Regions from separate parts of the Homo sapiens genome. Here all the other regions are linked to region 3. Evidence: read pairs that join two places in POLR2A ChIA-PET (ENCODE). Cell type or tissue: MCF 10A. All regions are shown on one strand. Links, peaks and the distances in the headings refer to the core of each region. The heading gives the core; the rest is flanking DNA. Region 1 holds the start of LOC105374653 (a long non-coding RNA gene). Region 2 overlaps SPTBN1 (spectrin beta, non-erythrocytic 1). Region 3 holds the start of SPTBN1-AS1 (SPTBN1 antisense RNA 1).

The links. Peaks named below come from ENCODE experiments on the same cell type or tissue, not always from the same donor. Only the 100,000 strongest peaks of a DNase experiment are listed, where the experiment ranks them.
Region 1: POLR2A ChIA-PET joins it to region 3 with 10 read pairs; 13 of 35 experiments call an interaction of 5 or more read pairs at or near these places.
Region 2: POLR2A ChIA-PET joins it to region 3 with 18 read pairs; 25 of 35 experiments call an interaction of 5 or more read pairs at or near these places.

The regions. Positions count from the first base shown.
Region 1 is chr2:54,672,426-54,678,543 of GRCh38, forward strand. All of the region lies in intron 1 of SPTBN1-AS2 (SPTBN1 antisense RNA 2), which reads right to left. It overlaps LOC105374653 (a long non-coding RNA gene), which reads left to right and starts at 1,957. Exons shown (of 3, transcript XR_940104.2): 1 at 1,957-2,210. RefSeq lists an enhancer at 1,087-1,381. In MCF 10A, for the core only: no CTCF peak of the experiment used is centred there; a DNase peak (open chromatin) is centred at 3,496.
Region 2 is chr2:54,611,619-54,617,736 of GRCh38, forward strand. It overlaps SPTBN1 (spectrin beta, non-erythrocytic 1), which reads left to right. Exons shown (of 36, transcript NM_003128.3): 4 at 543-716; 5 at 4,589-4,680; 6 at 5,990-6,070. Among named protein-coding and RNA genes, the nearest start is that of SPTBN1-AS1, 56 kb to the left of the region's middle. In MCF 10A, for the core only: no CTCF peak of the experiment used is centred there; a DNase peak (open chromatin) is centred at 2,453.
Region 3 is chr2:54,556,883-54,563,000 of GRCh38, forward strand. All of the region lies in intron 2 of SPTBN1 (spectrin beta, non-erythrocytic 1), which reads left to right. SPTBN1-AS1 (SPTBN1 antisense RNA 1) reads right to left here and starts at 1,823. Exons shown (of 4, transcript NR_185881.1): 1 at 786-1,823. RefSeq lists a silencer at 1,221-1,360 and an enhancer at 3,362-3,531. In MCF 10A, for the core only: no CTCF peak of the experiment used is centred there; DNase peaks (open chromatin) are centred at 1,499, 1,749, 3,059 and 3,649.

The DNA of each region.
Region 1 (6,118 bases), core at 1,413-5,412, 120 kb after region 3:
ACGGACATCTGGGTTGTTTCCAGTTTGGGCTATTGGGAGTAGAACTATATTAAACATTTATGTTTGGGGTTTCCTATGAACATAAATCTTCATTAATCTGGGATAAAGAAATACCCAGGAGTGCTGAGAAGAATTTTGAAAAACACTTATTCTACATGGTCTTTCCATTCTCCCCTTCAGCCCCATTTTTAGGTAGTTTCACCTCATCTGCAGTGTCTGAGCAAGTAACTCTTACTCTCTGCCTCTGAGCCCTCATTCAGTCTTCTACAAATCTTCATATATTTAACCAGCCTTATGTCATTGTCTCCCATTTTGGCTGAAGCTCGTTCCCTTGGTATGCAGGGTGTGTGTGTGTGTGTGTGTGTGTGTGTCTTTCTTGAACCCGCCTCCCAGTTCTCTGGATCAAGTACTTGAAGTGCTCTTTTTTACTTTTCAGAACTGAATAAAGATTTCCCTCGGGGAGAAATAAACGTGAGCTTCAAAGTTTTTCAAGGTTTAGACCCAACTTAAAGAACACAGGCCACCCTAGAAAAACGAGTTTTTCAACTTGTAGAAGGAAAATTCAACTGGCCTGCCTGTGAGAAAGAATGTTATATCCTATTTGAGCTTTGAATGTTTTTTTGTTTTTTGTGGGGTGTGTGTGTGTGTGTGTGTGTGTGTGTGTGTGAAAGGTCAGCCTTAAAAGCAGCATTTCAGAAAACAGAAGTGAAAGGTCCTGCTTGTTCCCTTTCATGTAAATAGGGATCACGATGTGTGAGTAGCTGACGCTTCTCTTCCATGCGGTTCAGGGCATTTTCACTCAAGTTTTGAAGAAGCTTCACCAATCCCTCATACTCGTGAACTGGGCTGATTTGGGAGAGTGATAGTGGGTGATAGAATTACTGAGTAGAATTCAAGTTTTTCCAAGGTAATGCCTCATTTTGACTCTTCTGTGCAGGGGAGCTTGGAAGACCTGCTTCCTCAGGGATGCCCGGGTTTTCTACGGCCCCTGGCGTTAATTGCCTGACCTGTGTTTTCAGTGTTCCTTTCAACCTGGTGTAACTTATCAGGGTTGGTTTTTCTTATGGTCAGGGCCGAGTCACAGCAGGAAGAGGACACATAGGCATAGGACTCTGTAACTGAAACTCAGAGAAGCTGGCAGGAGCTCCCTTCACTCCCTTACCCGGCACCCACAAGGCCTGTGGCTTCCCCGTGGTGAGCCTGGGCTCTGTGCGTTCTTGCCTCAGCACAGACATCCTGGAGGGCGGCCATGCTGGGGCCCGCAGGGGCGTGTGGCTTGCGTATGTTTCCACTTGGCCTTGACTTGTCTTTTCGGATATTTATCACACGGTGGAGACCCATTGTGTCCGGGAGTGGAAATCAGGGAGGCAGGACGTTAGTGGTGTTTCCTGAAACTGGTTCTTTAAAGGGAAGGGGAATTTCCCTTACATAAGCCCGCAGCGACTTTCTCCACAGGGTGGGGCATCCTGTGTTCTGGAGTCTGGGCGCTGGGCGGGAACCTGGGAGCTTTCTCCAGTGGAGCTGAGGCCAAGTCTTGGCTCACAACATTTCTCCCGGGGAATCTGCTCCATCTTCGGTCATCATTTACGTTTCTCCGTCACAGTGAATTATTTCCAGTGTTCCTGTTCCTCAAGTTTTGTTTTTTTTCGGAGGAAACAGTCGCTCAAGGTTTTAATCTTCCATCTTAGGGGAATGTCCACAGCCCTAATTAAAATGGCCGTGGCCGGGCTTGGTGGCTCACGCCTGTAATCCCAACACTTTGGGAGGCCGATGCGGGCGGATCACAAGGTCAGCAGTCTGAGACCAGCCTGGCCAATATGGCGAAACCCCATCTCTACTAAAAATACAACAAAATTAGCTGGGCGTGGTGGCGGGCACCTGTACTCCCAGCTTCTCCGGAGGCTGAGGCAGGAGAATTGCTTGATCTTGGGAGGCGGAGGTTGCAGTGAGCCGAGATCACACCACTGCACTCCAGCCTGGGCGACAGAGTGAGACTCCATCTCAAAAATAATAATAATAATGGCTGTAAGGAGCGTGCGTTTCTGAGCCAGTGCTCGCAGGCGTGCATACGGGGCCTTCTCCTAGCTGCCATCTGTTACACGGGTCTGTCATCTCCCCACTTGGATTTGAGGACTCTTGTCTTTCCTGGGGACACATGATTGGATTACTTCATCCAGCTTGCTCAGCCTCTGCTCTTCTGAGGAAAGAAGGTAGGCTCTGAAGCCAGATTGAATGGTGGCTCCTTCACCTCCCAGCCCCGTGACAAGTAAAAAAAGACTCCCTTATCCCCTCTGCAAAGCACCCACCACGCACCAGCCATGCTGGGAAGCAGCCCTTGTGGCGCTTACAAATGTGAGACTCCTCTTCGTCTGCTTCATCTGAGCCTTGGCCTCTAGAGGAGATTAAATGAACTGATGAACGCCACACTCCATAAATCGGTTCCTTTTCTCCCATGGTAGTCTGTCAGGCAGGAGCCTCTTTTATTTTAAAGCATATTTGCTCCTGTGTTCAAGGCTGCCCCTGACTGCAGGTGTTGATAACCCCCCACCCCACCCCCGCAACACCACCTCCGTGTTTTCCCTCCGAGGTGCTTCAGTTGGGGCATACCTGGCTTCAGAGAGCAAATGTAGGTTAACAAGCAGGAAGGACCTCTAGGGGTCTAGTTCCCCTTGCTACCACCTCCCGAGCTCCCTTCTCCACCAGGCATTGGGGGGTTACTTCAGACACTGGCACAGCTCATCAGCAACAGGAGCTGATATGGGAATGCAGTAAATTTACAAATTAACCAAAAGTCAGCCTAAGAAAGTATTTTCTTTTGAAATAAGGCCCTCCAAAAGGCGCTACTTCTGTTTCTTTGAGGAGTCAGAACATCATTTGGCTGGGAAACAATCTGTGTGGTGCACACTGTCCCTGCTGCCTGGCCCCGTGGCGGGGTTGCAGCTCCCTCATCGCTCAGCACCCTATTATTTACAAAGTCTCCAGCTCTGACAGGGGGTAAAATTACCCAGAGAACTGATGACCCAAAAGCCAAGGGTGTCCCATGTGCCTGAGAGCTTCGCTGTAGATAGGAGGGTGACTGGGCTGGGGACACTGAGCCCGGGTCCCGGGGAAGCCATTTACTCGGGCATGAGGGTTTAAAGGAAGAGGGTGCCACTGGTGTTTGGAAAAGGTGAGAAGGCAGAATGTCTGGCTTTCCTCAGGTGGGGAAAAAATTTCAATTCCATAGGAGAAAAGTTTGCGAAGATGAACCCATCCTTATGTTCTCTTTTCACCTGTGACACACGATTTCCATCATTTCTCTATCACAGTTGCCTCAGGAAGCGGGGAAGGAGGGGGAGCAGCGCTGTAGCTGGAACATAACCTGATGGCCCCCTCGTGTCTCAGATCATCGGGCACCAGTACTAGTGGCGGCTGTCCTTGTAGCACTTGGCGCAGAACGAAGAGGAATACCATTTCTGCTCTGGCTCTGACACAGCCAGCATTTGGCCAGGCGCCTACTGTATGCGTCAGTCAGGTGCTGCCCTTAGCACTTTCCCCATGTTAACTCGTTCCAACCTTCACAATGACCCTGTGAGGTAGAGACTTATTAGTGAGGTGTTGTTAGACCCACAACCTGAACTGTCAGCCCAGAGAAAAGAAGACTGAGCTAAGCCAGAGCTGGTAGAACCAAGACCACAGTGCTCTGAAGCTTTAACACGGTCTGGCTGACCCCAGGACTGACCTTCCCCCTGCCTCATCTCCATTCAGCTGCCTTGATATCTTGAGCTGAGAAGGAGGTGTGTGTTCAGGATCTCAGTGGCATCCTGCGCTGTGTAACAAGTGGATGTGTGAGTGTGAACACACTGCATAGGAAAAGGGAGAGAAGCCAGGAGCTCACGCTGGATCTGAACCTGTCAGGACAACTGATTGAAAAAAATCAGTCAGTGATTTAGGTATGGGACTCTGAACCACTGGTTTTGTTTCCACCATTTGTTTTCCTCCAAATGGAATGATTTCATCTTGCTAATATTAATAGGTAACCAACTATAAGGTTGTCCAGGCAGTGTGCTAAGTTTTCAAGTTGCGTTCTCATCAAATCCTTGCAGCAATTCTACCAGGCAATGTCTTCATTGTACAAAGAAGAAAACAGAGGCTTAAAGAGTTAAGTACTTGTACAAATCGCAGCTGGATATTTGAATTCTGACACATCTCTCCAGAGGCCACACTCTCAGACTACACTAACTGTCCCCCACCTAGATTCTTTTCCTGCACTTCTCTGTGGGCTGAGGAATGATGGTCATGGAACCAGTGCCAGCTGAGAGGGCATCTCATGTGTGTAAGCTGTTGCCCCAGTCGTGGGCTTTCAGAGAAAGGACTGGATACCCAGTGTCATGTCCACTCAACAGCCATGCAAGGCTGGGTTCTTGAAGCCACAGCTCTTCACTGACTCCTTGAGCATCCATGTGACTCTAGAGTTTAGCTATGCAAGTGCAAGCTTTGCTCTCAAATACATGTGCAATGTAATTAGAGGATAGCTGATGCCTGATTCACTGGCCTTACAAATCTGTAGCTGCCTGGATTTCAACTGTCAATACATGCTGAAGTCCTTTTCGGATCAAATTTAAGTTCAGATAAAGAGTGTGTGGTGGGGACACAATAAATATTTGGAAGGAAGAAAAGATGGAAGGAAAGAAGTAAGGAAGGAGGAAAGGTAGGGCAGAAGGACCCTCCAAACAGCTGGGTACTCTGTAGCCTCAGAAGGTTGGCAAGATAAATCACAGCTCAGCATAAAGCCTATGTCGGTGTCTGGTGTTTAAAAAGTGGGGAGGAGAGGCTCAGCCCACAGCCTCTGTGGACAGGTTTTCTTTCATCTGCTTTCTAGCCAAAGGATGTGAAGACAAGCTACAGGAACTGATGGGCTGCAGCTGAGATAGGTCAGATTTTCACTCTAGCCCCCTGAACTGGCCACAGGGCCCCTTCGTTCCCTGACTTCCATCATTGCTCTTTCCTGTGATGTCTGACCTCCCCTGTGTCACTGCATCTGACTCTTGCTGCCTCCTCAGCACCTGCGGCCCCATCTCCTCCAAGTTCTGAACTGCACAGGCATCTTCTGAGGTACAGCCATGTTTGGGTGCCCAGCCGGCTCTTCCTGCAGGTCTTCCTGCTCTCCTGATGTCCCTCAGCTCACAACCTCTCTTTTCTAGCAGAGCATAGAAAGACAGGAGCTGACTTCTGGATGCCTGGTCATCATTTCCTTCTTTAGTTCCATTTTACAAGCCCAGGTGCTGTATGAAAAACAGGGCATGCTAACCCTGTCTTCCATCCACTAGGGCGGAGCTGACGGTTAAAACAAGGCTCTTTCCCATGCCAGCAATTAGACCTCCATTTCTCAGAAGAGGAAAGAGGGGAAGCGTGAACAGACAGAAGGGCTCATTTTCTGTTTGTCAAAGGAATAAATGGATTAAGGATCCTTGCATTTCAAGATGCATTTCAAGATTTCAGAGATGGAGTCTTGATAAGACAGTGAGAACTGACTGAGAGGGAGCTGCACCCAATCACGGGGCCACGCACCCAGGGACAGTTGCACCTATATGGATTGTTTCCCAGCCAAATGATGTTCTGACCATTAACTCAGGCATCTGGGATTCCCCAAAGAAACAGATGAGTAGCATCACTTGGGGGACTTTATTTTTAAAAATAAAAATTCAGTTCCTTAAATAGGCATTTGGTGACCTCATGTTTTTTTAGTGAAACATGTTGGTAAGAGATGCAATATTTTGAACAGGAAAGACAGTATGATAAAAGCATTCTTGGGCCAGGTGTGGTAGCTCACACCTGTAATCCCAACAGTTTGGGAGGCCAAGGCGGACAGACCACTTGAGGTCAGCAGTTCAAGACCAGCCTGGCCAAAATGGCACAACACCATCTCTACTTAAAAAAAAAATTAGCTAGGCCTGGTGGTGCACGCCTGTAATACCAGCTACTTGGGTGGCTGAGGCACGAGAATCACTTGAACTTGGGAGGTGGAGGTTGCAGTGAGCTGAGATCATGCCCATGTACTCCTGCCTGGGCAACAGAGAGAGACTCTGTCTCAAAAAAAAAAAAAGCATTCTTCCTTTTTTTTTTAACTCTAACAACC
Region 2 (6,118 bases), core at 940-4,939, 54 kb after region 3:
TCTTTTCAGTAAGTTATACTTCTTTACTTAACCTTCACCCCATCCCTCCACACACAACCACCACTTGGAAATTCTTCTGATTTGATGGTTGTGTTCCCTGTTTTCATTTTGAGCCAAGCTTAAGGGTTGCCAGCAGGTGGCAAACCTAATTTTACATTCCAAGTAATCAGAAAATCCTCACAGGTGTTTTGTCATGCACCTGCAAAAAAAAAAAATTGTATGGATGGCAGCAGTAGCGCTGAAATTCTCCATGAAAATTGGATTCTCTCTTCCCTGAACTTAAACAAATGCTCATTTGTAAACTATATAGCTCCACAACTATTCTCTAAAGAGGAATCAGTTATCATCCCCTTAAGTAAACTTTTTTTCTGTGGCCGTTAGGTAAATACCGTCCTTGGACTTAATGAGTACATGTGTTTGTTAATGTTCTGCTCTGAGCGGGAGAGCATTGCATGAATGGGCACATGTGACTAGGCAGTAACTCGGGGTTCATCTCTACTCTGTTGGGTGATGTGTCTCTACCTCTGCTCTCCTGTTTCTAGCCTAAACCCACCAAGGGACGAATGCGCATCCACTGCTTAGAGAATGTGGACAAGGCCCTTCAGTTCCTGAAGGAGCAGAGAGTCCATCTTGAGAACATGGGGTCCCATGACATCGTGGATGGAAACCACCGGCTGACCCTTGGCCTCATCTGGACCATCATCCTGCGCTTCCAGGTAAGGGTCTCTGCCCAGGGTTGCTCAGAACTTAGGCCGACCTCTCAGGTATGAGCATTGTTATAGAGCTGGCCTCCCTGTATCAGAGGGATCGGGAAGACCAGGTTGAAAGCATGTCTCAGAGTCATGTGTGTCATATCCAGCCCTCAGAATTGAATGCTGCCTCGTAGGCACGTGGAAGCTACTACATCCTCCTGCAATTGTACTAGCCCTGGTAATCTTAGCTTTCCTGTCAGACACATCTCAGCGGCCCAGGGGCTTCTAGGCTGCATCCCAGCCCGCCACTTTGCTGGCACCTGCTCTAAACATCTGGTCTCTGCTGCTTGGCTCTCAGGAGCAAAGGTATAAGGACGTGGCCAATGCTAGGTTATTAGCTTAGACTGCCTCAACTTCACTCAACTATGACATGTGTTACAGAACATTTTTTGGCAAAGCTGTTGAGGGTTATGGCATGTGTGTGGGCTCCATTTTCACCTTCTCATTCTCTTTGGATGTGAGGAAGCAGTTTGCAGGAGGAAAGTACAAAACTCTTGTGTTTCTTTGAATTGATGATGCTTTATGGGTTTTGTTATACTTGAGGAGGAAGGCTCTAAGTATAGAAGTATTTTAAGCCGGAAGGTACTCTCAAGGTCATTTTGTCCACTTCTTTCACTTTATGAAGAAATCGGGGACCCACAGAAATTTGAAACCTTGCCTCTGATGACACAGCCAGCCAGGGCTATAGTGGGTGCCTCTGACCCCTTAAGAGAGAGCGCTCAGCCTTTTGGGACTGTGCACCACCACGAGCCTGATTATTGGTTCTTTCTCCAGGCTCATGCTTCGTACTCATGCGTTCCAATTAAAATTGGAAAGGCAGGAACAACTTTGTACCATAGTGTCAGGTTTCTCTGCGAACAAATATTCTAACAGTCCTGTCTCCTCAGTGACTGTGTTCTCTTGCCATTCCTTCCTGTTCTGCCCCTTTAATAAAGATCTGTTTTGATTTTTCTGGGTAAACAAAAACCTCACACAAAAAGGAAAAACGAAAAATCAAATTATAACTTGCTTTGTTTTCTTATTGAAACTCTGAAATCAGCCTGTCAACAGTCCCTTTTCCTTCTCACTTGCCCTACGATTGGGCTTCAGTTAGTGTCGTGATTATATATGTGGGAAGAAGGGGTAGGGGACTAGAATGAGTTACAGGAAGAAATATCTTCCTGCCTGGCTGGTTCCCAAGCTGGCTGATCATCTGATGCCTTTGGGAAACCCTTTTAATAATTCAGGTTCCCAGGGCCCAGCCCTAGTAGTTCTGATTAAGTAGGTCTGAAGAGAGAACCACTGTTGAAGATGGTACAACATCATTAAAGGAGTTAATTACAGCAATCAAGGACATTTTTCCCCAGATAGAACTCTTACATTTCTGTTATTTAGTTCCTGAATGATTTGAAAATGGAGTAGCCATTGAATCCACTAATTACTGCTCTTGTGTCTTATGGCAACAGAGGTGAAATTATTAGCAGTACACTCCTCTAGCTTCACCCCAGTTTTATGGAGTAAAATGTTGTATTTCTGTTAGCTTTGGCCTGCAATAATCAGAGCGTGGAAGGCCATCCTGACTGTGGGCTATCTTGACAGCGGGTCAGCACCCAGGTCAGGGAGCTGGCACACACAGCCCTTTTCAGGATTCTCAGCGTGAATTGCTTTGAGTCATTGACTAATTCGCTTCCTGCCAGTTTGCATATTCCTATAATTCAACTTGTAAATGCTGATGTGTATTTTCTCCCTTTCTGTTGAGGTGAGAGGCATAGGCTGCTGATGTTACCGCGTGGCCTGCAGTGTTGTTGTCTTAAATGACTCAGCTTTCTCCAGCAGCTTTATTAAAACATTACCTATTCTACAAAAATAATATGATTATGAATCAGCCAAGGCCCAGCTGTAGATATCCAGCATATCTATAAGGATACTCCACATATCCTTGTAGATACATAGGGTCAAGCTTCCCTGTGTACCTACAACGGTCTCTCCTTCCACCAGCTCCTGAATATACGGTTTTACAAGTTCCCAGTGTGTGTGTATGTGTGTGTGTGCGTGCGTGTGCTCTCATTGCTACCAGGATATGGCCTACCCTATATGTGCATAGAAGTGTCCATTAAATACTGATGATGACACAGATTTTATGATGCTGCCCCTTTAAAAGAGAGTATAAGGGCCAGGTGCGGTGGCTCATGCCTGTAATCCCAGCACTTTGGGAGGCCAAGGTGGGTGGATCACTTCAGATCAGGAGTTCGGGACCAACCTGGCCAACATGACGATACCCTGCCTCTACTAAAAATACAAAAATTAGCCAGGTGTGGTGGCAGACACCTATGATCCCAGTTACTTGAGAAGCTGAGGCAGGAGAATCGCTTGAATATGGGAGGCGGAGATTGCAGTGAGCCGAGATCACACCACCGCACTCCAGCCTGGGCGACAGAGACTGTCTCAAAAAAAAAAAAAAGTAAAAGATGGTGAGAAACTGGAGTGGAAGTCTCTAAGTTTGCCTAGTTTAAATAGGGAGCTGTCTTCATTTCAGAAGGGTAGGCTTTGTTTCCATATGGGCAAATCTGGAAACAGATACCCTTCACACAGAAGTATAAGAAAGCCAATGGGTTAATGTGTGTAAAGTTGCAGCCTGACTTTCCTGGTGAGCCTGTCTCTCACCCCTTGAGTGAGGGTTGTTCTTCCACATTCCCTTTCTGCACTTGAGCTAATGATCCTAATATTAGAGACTGGGGTTTATACAGACTCAGGCTTCACCTTCTTAACACAATTAAAAATAGAGAATTTTTTTTTAATGTAGTTGTTTCAATTCCCAGGTGTTTTTCCTAGTTGAAAGTTTCTAACTTTTTAATCCTGTATTTATATATTTTGTCTTCATTTTCTCTGTTTTTCAAAAAGAATTCTGGGAAGTGTTTGTAGATTGAATGGAGTGAAGGTAGTGGGGAGCATGACAGAGCAGCGAAGCTTAAAATGGCTACAGCTGGAGGCAATGGATGGACTCCTGGCCAGCACCATCCACTCCTGACTCCATTCCACATTTTACTCTACAAGAGGAAACTTTCATATAATAGACAAAAGTGTATTTGGAGCATTTGTCTAAAATTACGTAGCTGGCAGTTGGCGCCTAATCTAAAAACTAACATTCACAGACCCTTATTACGAGCTCTGCACTTTATTATATCATTTAAGTGCATAACAGTGCTGTGAGATTAGCCACTGTCATTATTTCCATTCCTCAGATGGGGAAGCTGGGGAACCTGCCCAAGGGTACATGGTAGGTGATGGAGCCTGGATTCACATCCAGGCAGTCTGACTTTGGTGCCAGCCGACCAGGCTTTGTGTATAATGTTGCAAATATGCTGCCTCTGAGCGGCTTATGAAGGCACACCATGGAAGCACAGCGTTTAAGCCCACACTTGCTCTAATAGTTTGGAAATGGTGCACACAGTGCCCTCATCAATGAAGGTTGCACGTGGTGTGAAAAATGTTTACTTACAAAAAAACCGAACTCAGTATTTTTCTGGGGGTCTGGTGAGATTCCAGATGCACTGTATGAACCCCTGTGCTAGATTCTCACTGGAAAGATGGGTTGTCTCAGGGGTAAAAATGACCTCTGATAGGTGCTGGGAAGTCCCGTCAGCCTTCTGTCTGTGTGACATAGAAAATGTAGTTTTCGTTGTGTTTCTGAAGTGAGCCCAGACTTCAGGAAGCAGTTTTCATTGACAGGGTAGATCGTCTGCAGGGCAAGGCTATGATCTACAGTTTATTCTTTATGTATATGCAGACCTGTTCTTCAGTGGTTCTTTTAGGCAGCTGACCCATCTATTTGTCTAATATTTCTTTGTAAATCTTAGATCCAGGATATCAGTGTGGAAACTGAAGACAACAAAGAGAAGAAATCTGCCAAGGATGCATTGCTGTTGTGGTGCCAGATGAAGACAGCTGGGTGAGTGTGAATGAAGAGGGTATTGGGGCTGCTTCTTCCAGGACTGAATTCCACTGCAGTCATCACTTAGAAGGTGTTGACAGGTATCTTTTCCACTGCTTCCATTGGGAAGTCTTGTTAACTCGCAAGCAGTTGATATGACTTTTCAATTAGCTCTCAGAATGAAAGGAGCTCTAATTTATATTTTAGACCTGTCATGTCTTCATAATCAGTTTCCTTCTCTTTATTAAGGAAGCTCCAGAGAGCATTATATTTTGAATTTGAAAACCCTGGAAGCATGCTTAGGAATCATATCCATGATATTTTAAGAATACAGTTGTAGGTTTTCTTCACCCTTTAATTTCTGTTTTGGGGAGCTTTCTTTGCACAGTAAACAACAGCATAACCTTTTAATATTATCTGTGTCAGTTTCCCTTTTATTTTTTCATTGAAATTTCAGTGAAGTTGTTTTTAGAGAACCACATCTTTTTTGTTGCTTACTATTGTTAGGACTCAACTGATGCTAAGCCTTCGAGTTCTTAGCAAATTGGTTTAAGGTCATAGGTACTTACTGAGACCCAATTTTAGGTTAATTAGATTTACTGTCAGAACTACTTTAGGTGTAGATGTAACTCTAATGAACATTAATTCAGAATATGAAAATCAGAACTCCATCCATTCTGAGAGCTAGCTGAAAAGTCATCATGTCTATAAAGAGCTTATGGCCTAATAAAAGGGTCAAGTCAGGTATGAACCTTTAATCAGCTACTGATATAAAGTTATTAATAGTCAATATGGTATAGAATAGCTGATTCATTATGGGTAAGTTTCACACATAAATTTTTCAGGGAGGTACTACTTTTACAAACTTCATCCAATTAAGTGGCGTATGGAAGAAAGAAAGCTGAGTGTCACTTGAACAGATAGTCCCACCACTTCTTGTCCCAAAGTAACGTGTGACAAGGGACTGCAGGTCCTGGTGTCTTTGTAGGTAGAGTAGAAAGCCAATGGAAGCAGAGGCCTCAGAGGTGTCTAGGTTGTCGTCACTTTTTCCTAAGTAAGAGTAGTGTTTTAAATCTACGACACAGTTCACATCTTTTGTGAGACTGAATTACCAAGCAAGAAAAGCCACATGGATGCATGTTTTATTTTTATTTTATGGCAGGCTCGAGTTGACGGATTATTTGTTCTGACTTGATTGTCCTTAGTGATATTCACTGCTTTAGGTTTTACAATGCTTACAGACTTTTTATTAACAAAGCACTTGGCAAAAGTATAAACCTCCATGTGGTAATTGTGTTGCTTTTCCCTTCTGCTTTGTCCTTGGCAGGTACCCCAATGTCAACATTCACAATTTCACCACTAGCTGGAGGGACGGCATGGCCTTCAATGCACTGATACACAAACACCGGTAAGTCCATACAAATCATCCTAGCAATCGTGGGGTAAAAGGTTGCTG
Region 3 (6,118 bases), core at 1,247-5,246:
GTAATTAAGAGGCTTGGCCAGGACTAGCAACTCAGGTCTTGGGAATCCTAGTCAAGTGCTTTTTCCAAGACCAAGTGTTTTGTAATGCTCTGCCTAGCCTCCCATCAGCATTGTGAATTGGCAGCACTTAGGGGCTTTAAAAAATGTTCTACATCTTAGATGATAAGAAATGTTGTCTTCTTCAGGTTGGGCCTGGCTTTCAAAAGCCAAAGGTTGACATGTGGAAGTATTAAAAACCTAGTTATGTGGCTGGAAGGAGTTGGGGGTTGTTCAGCGTTGAGCAGTTAGCTAGGCTCTGGGTTTAATTCTAAGCCTGGACAGGATGCAGTTACTTCAATTACAAGTGCCCTGGGGACTGAGGTGAACCTGGGGTGGGGGACCACGTCTTTACTACATATTGGGATCCCTGAGGAATGAAATTACCTTCTTCAGTGAGTATTGCTGTAGGGCTCCAAACTGGAAATGCCAAAAGTGTAATTTGTTGTCTGCCTGTTTAGGTAGTGAGGAAAAAGGGGGGACAGGAGGGTGGAGAGAGAGGGGGGAGATCTAGAGTCAATTTCCCAAGAATACATTTTGATCATTCTCTTTTCTATGTGGAAGATTTCATTTTTGGTTGAGATTGGTGGGAGAAGAAGCTGGGAAGGAGAGATTTAAAATTTTGGAGAACCACAAGTTTAGAGGCCTTGTTTTACAAATCAGAGTAGGAATTTGAGGGTAGTTTCGGTTCCCTCATCTCCCCTCCGGATCATAAACAACTCCAGGTCAGGGATCTCGGCGGTGTTTACCTGTGTACCTTTTTCCCACAATGCCTTGCAAATCGGTGCTCCCATAAATCTTCCTTGCGTCGAATTCCTATCATAGGCCCGTGTTATTCCAGGAAACCACCGCCTTCATATCCCCTGATGGCAGCGTAAGTCAGCCGAGATTCTTCACTGAGCCCGAACTTACACCTCCCCTGGCTGTGGCGCTGCACAGCGCCCTGAGAGTGACTTTGTCTGACTTCTTCCCGGTGGCTCGCCGGGCCGCCGCCGCGTGGTTGGCGCCAGCGCACTGGGGCAGTCGCGCGCGCCCAGGTGCGGGCCGCGTTACCTCAGCAGACGCTAGAGAGTGAATGAGCCGCGCGGGCCCGGGACCCTTGGGGCTCTTCACTCTCCAGGCCGTCCCGTGGGCGCGCTAGCCTTTTCAAGTGATAGTAATCGGAGACTTTTCCGTTACATGAGGCTCAACAAAAGATTGTAATTCCAGCAGCTCTGTTTGGGAAGGCACTACCGCGGCGAGTCCAGGGCCCGGCCGGGGGTCGGCGGCTGCCGGGCGGCTGGGGCGACCGCGGACCGTGCGGGACCGGTAGGGGGTCGCGGGCCGGCTAGGCTCCCCCGCGCCCCTCCTCGTGGTATAGCCTGCATTTCTAATACAATGCTGTTATGCTAATCAGGTGACATCACCGCCCAGCACACGGCGAGTGGCTCCTGATAAAATTACAAACCGGCGGCCGCCGCGGGCAGCTGGGAGGAGGTGTGCGCGCTGCGCCCGCGAGCTCCCGGGCTCGGCAACCGTGGCATGCTTAGGATTGGCCATATTTAAAAGTTCTGAAGTAGAACCTGCGCCTCCTCTCTGCTTCTCCCTCCTCCTCAGTAATTTATTTCGAGCTTCCAGGCAAGGGCCACGGAAGAAGGGAAAGCAAGAAATTAGATGCCTGTGTGGTAACTCCTCGCGGAGCTAAGGTGGACTCTCTTGCAGCCAACTTCCCATCAGATCACCCTGCTGGACTTGCAGACCGGAATGGGGCTCGCCTAAGGAGCCGAGCGCTGCGGAGGCTGCTGCGTGTTGGATGGGAGTGGGAGGGGGCTGGAGCGAGATTTCCAGGGCGCAGTCCTCCGGGGCGTTACGCCGGGCATAATGGAATTGCAGAGGACGTCTAGTATCTCCGGGCCGCTGTCGCCGGCGTACACGGGGCAGGTGCCTTACAACTACAACCAGCTGGAAGGCAGATTCAAGCAGCTGCAAGGTAAGCCCCCTCCCAAAGGCCGGGCCTGTCCTGGGTGCCAACGGGGGTTCTTGGAGGCTTTATTTGTGACCCTAATGAAGACGGGCGGCTTCACAGCTCGGCCCCAGACCCTGTGGTTGGCTGCGGGCACCCCATTCACGACTTAGGGAAGGCAGTTGCTCATACTCCACTCCAGAAGAGCTACCATTTGGAGTCCCTGTCTCTCCAGCACCTTTTTGGCTTTCTAGGTTGTCAGATAACTGCTGCACACACATTTTCTTTACTTTTAGCTAACTTTACCTCCTAGTAGATCAGTGCTCATAGACTTATTAGTATGCAGGTATTTGATTCCGGGTCGCCTCTGGCTCCCAGCCCCCAGCCTCTTACCTCTGGGAAGCTTTAAAGGTGTAAAGTGCCGTGCTCAGACCCAGTCCTGTAGAACAATAGCAAAGGGGAGGAGGGAGGGGTCTTTTTGTTCCTAAGCCTTTGGTAAATTACAGTTTTTTATTCAGAAGCTTAATTTTAATTTTTCTGATGTGTTGGGAAGAGCCTTCCCATCTATTTAGTGGGCTATATAATTTCTAATGAAAGCCGGTTATTGTCATTTCAACCCTATGGGTTGGATTAGTTGGATCAATTACAGGTTTCTTGGAGTCTTTTTAAGGCTCAGACAATTGAATGAGTCCAATATTTTACTGAACATATTTTTAGGGAGAGCAGAAGCCTGTGTGTGCACCAGTGTGCTGTTTTCCCTGCGGCCCCTGCACCCCTCAGCTGTCCCTGCCCAGCCAGCAGGCCCTGGCCAGCAGTGTCTCAGAGCTTATACATGAAAAAAGGTTCCTAACTGAAAACAGAACTCCTTCCGTTTGGAAGCCCCTGGAGTCAGTAGTAGGCTGGGAATGGCTCTAGCACTGTAAAAAAGTAGTATTCGAGGACTGTGTGTTTCTTATTTTAACCTCCTCAGTGCTGCAAATGTGGTTCCTGTGAGGAGGAGGAAGGAAGGAAGCCGCTCAGCCCTAGAATGTTTTTCATTGGGAAGAGGGGGGAGGATGTCTTTCATTCATTGGTTTATTTGTCTTGTGAAATAGTTGACAGTAATGACACTTCTCTGGAAAACGAGGCAGAACAGGACGTGATTTTAAACATTTGCTGGGCTGTGCCACATTCCTCTGGCAGTTAGCTCAGAGGAAGCTCCCTTCGCTCTGGGGAACGGTTCTGTGTCTCTTTGGTTCATTTCTCTTGAGCTCTTCGGCAGTCAAATTTGCTTTTTTGAAAACTTAAGCTGGGGGCGCTTGCAAGTAGTAAATAGAGGAGTTGGGGTGGGGGGGGGCGTTCATTATCTAGGTTTGTTAGGGGCCTCACGGTTTTCGGGTCGGAGAATCCACTGCGTGCTCCTCCTCTTCCCCTGGCCCGGACTCCCAGCTTCATTGTGTCATCCCGCCTGGGGGAAAGCACCCACCGGGATCGTCAGCCCACTCCACCGCCAGCCTAGCCTGGAAGTCTCAGAAAAAAAGCAAAACTGGGAGAAAATAGAAGGTGTGAGGGAGGAGTGCACCCCTAGGCCCACCCATAACAAAAGGCTGTTATTCCGAAAGGGCTGAGGAAGGTTTTAAAACTGCTCGCCGAGAAGGGTGGAGCCTACACACAGGAAATGTCTTAACTGTCCTCTCTGGACAACGTAAAGTTTAAATTTAAAAAAAATCATGTGCCCCTGATATTTTACCTCATACGCTGTTTCTCAAGGAAATCCCTTCGAAAGGGGTAAGCTTCGTGTTTTGTGTGGTAGCTTTAAAAATAATTTTTTTTAGTGTGACCCTTGTCTCCTAATTTAGCCCCAGTGACTTTCTTATTTTTAAATATTGTGGTTTAGGAGTTGCACAAGTTTAGTGTTGGTATTTCTGTAGCAGAAAACCACCCATGTTGAGGAATTGAGAAAGGGTGAATTAACTTTCAAGTATGGTGGACCTCAGGAGAATTACACACATTTGTCAGCATCCTTCAGAACAAATGAACCGATTGCATTTTAAACAATCCTAGGAGAATTTTGATTAAACACACACACACAAAACCTTTCTTTAATTCCCATCCCTGGTTTTGTGTTTTGTTTGGTATTTGTAGTTCTGATTATCACATATTTTTGATAACATATAATTTCTATCTGCTGATTTAATTTTGTACATTCCTGCAAGGGTGCCTTTTTTTACTCTTCTGAGTATAATCTTTCCTAGCACATAATCTCTGAATATTGGCAAAATGCTCCTCTGAAACTGTATTGGGTTTTTTGTTTTCGTTTTAAGAGACAGAGTCTCACGCTGTTGCCCAGGCTCTAGTGCAGTGGCACAATCACGACTCAACAGCAGCCTTGAAGTCCTGGCTCAAGCCATCCTCCCACCTCAGCCTCCCAAGTAGCTGGGACTATACCATGTCTGGCTAATTTTTAAATTTTTTGTAGAGACAGAGTCTCACCATGTTGCTCAGGCTGGTGTTGAACTCCTGGCCTCAAATGATCCTCCCGCCTTCACTTCCCAAAGTGTTGGGATCACAGATGTGAGCTACCTTGCCAGTCCTGTACTGGGTTTAATGCCTCTGATATGAACTTATTTATGTATTGTCTGTGCCTGATAGTGCTATGATTTTTCTGGAGTTGTTTCTGCATTTTGGCTGGTTTCAAGTTACTTTCCACACTGGGTCCTAAAAATTTCAGGAGGTGTGCCATAGAATGAGATTTGGAGTTCTGGCTAAGGAGAATATAATTTTAAAATGAGTCTGGTCTATTTAGATAAAATGGTTTATAGCGATTTATAGTTTATAAATTTATAGAGATATTATAAATTTATAGTTTAAATATAGTTATATATAAATATAAATCGAGTTATATATTTATATATAAATATAGTTATATATAGTTTAAAATAAAAATAAGGATAGTCATAAATATATAGTTTATAGAGATTTATGGTTTGTAGAGATTTATAGTTTGTAGAGATTTGTGGGTCAGTAAATAAGTGTGATTAAAAAAAAAACCTCATTGAGATACAAGAGTGATGGCTTTATCACACGAAGCCTCCTGGCATAAGAAGACAAGCCCTTCAACCTCTGATGGCTGTAGCATTCACCACCAACACCCAACACCCAACACACACACACCCACCCCTTCCTCTTTTTCTTTTTCAGATTTTCACCTGCAAAATTAAGTTATCACTTTCCTCAGAATCAGTTCATGTATCGTATAAAGTTGTATTTGATGTTTTTTTCTCTGTTAAATAAAAGAGGAATGTTGAAATACAGCAAAACCCAACCTCCCATATTTAGAGAACTGTGTAGTAACAGAGGTGCAGGTTCATGATAACCATCTCTCCACTTCACATCAGCCAGCTTAACTCCTCATGAGAGAACACTCATCATGCCACTTTCCCCCTCAGAAACAGTTGCTTGTGCCATTGTGTAAATGAAGTTCCAGAGTCTAGCTTGGCCTTCAAAGATTCTCCGTAAAATGGCCCCACTCCACTTACTTCTTATTCTAATATATTCCATTCAAATCTGGTAGGCAGGCCTACAGCTTTTTATAAAACCCATCCCTGGGTTTCACGCTTATCTTCTACATTTTGCCTCAAATGCCTACTCTTCCATTTCATCTATAGAAATGCTTACTTTTCTTTTCTTTTTCTTTTTTTTTTTTGAGGCAAGGTCTGCTTCTGTTGCTCAGGCTGGAGTGCAGTGGTGTGATGATCTTGGCTCACTGCAACCTCTGCCTCCCAGGCTCAAGTGATTCTCCCACCTCAGTCTCCCCAGTAGCTGGGACTACAGGCACTTGCCACCAAACCCTGCTTTGTGTGTGTGTGTGTGTGTGTGTGTGTGTGTGTGTGTGTTTTGTAGAGACAGGGTTTCACCATGTTGCCCAAACTGGTCTTGAACTCATGAGCTCAAGTGATTGGTCTGCCTCGGCCTCCCAAAATGCTGGGATCACAGGTGTGAGCCACTGCACCCGGCCTAGAAATGCTTACCATTTTTAAATACTATGCCTGCATTCCAATTATTCCATAAAGTTTCTTCTTTCTTGTCAGGGTTACTGGGAAAAACGATTTTGTTGAGTGCTTACCATGTACCAGTCAGAGCTTTCTATATGGAATTTTG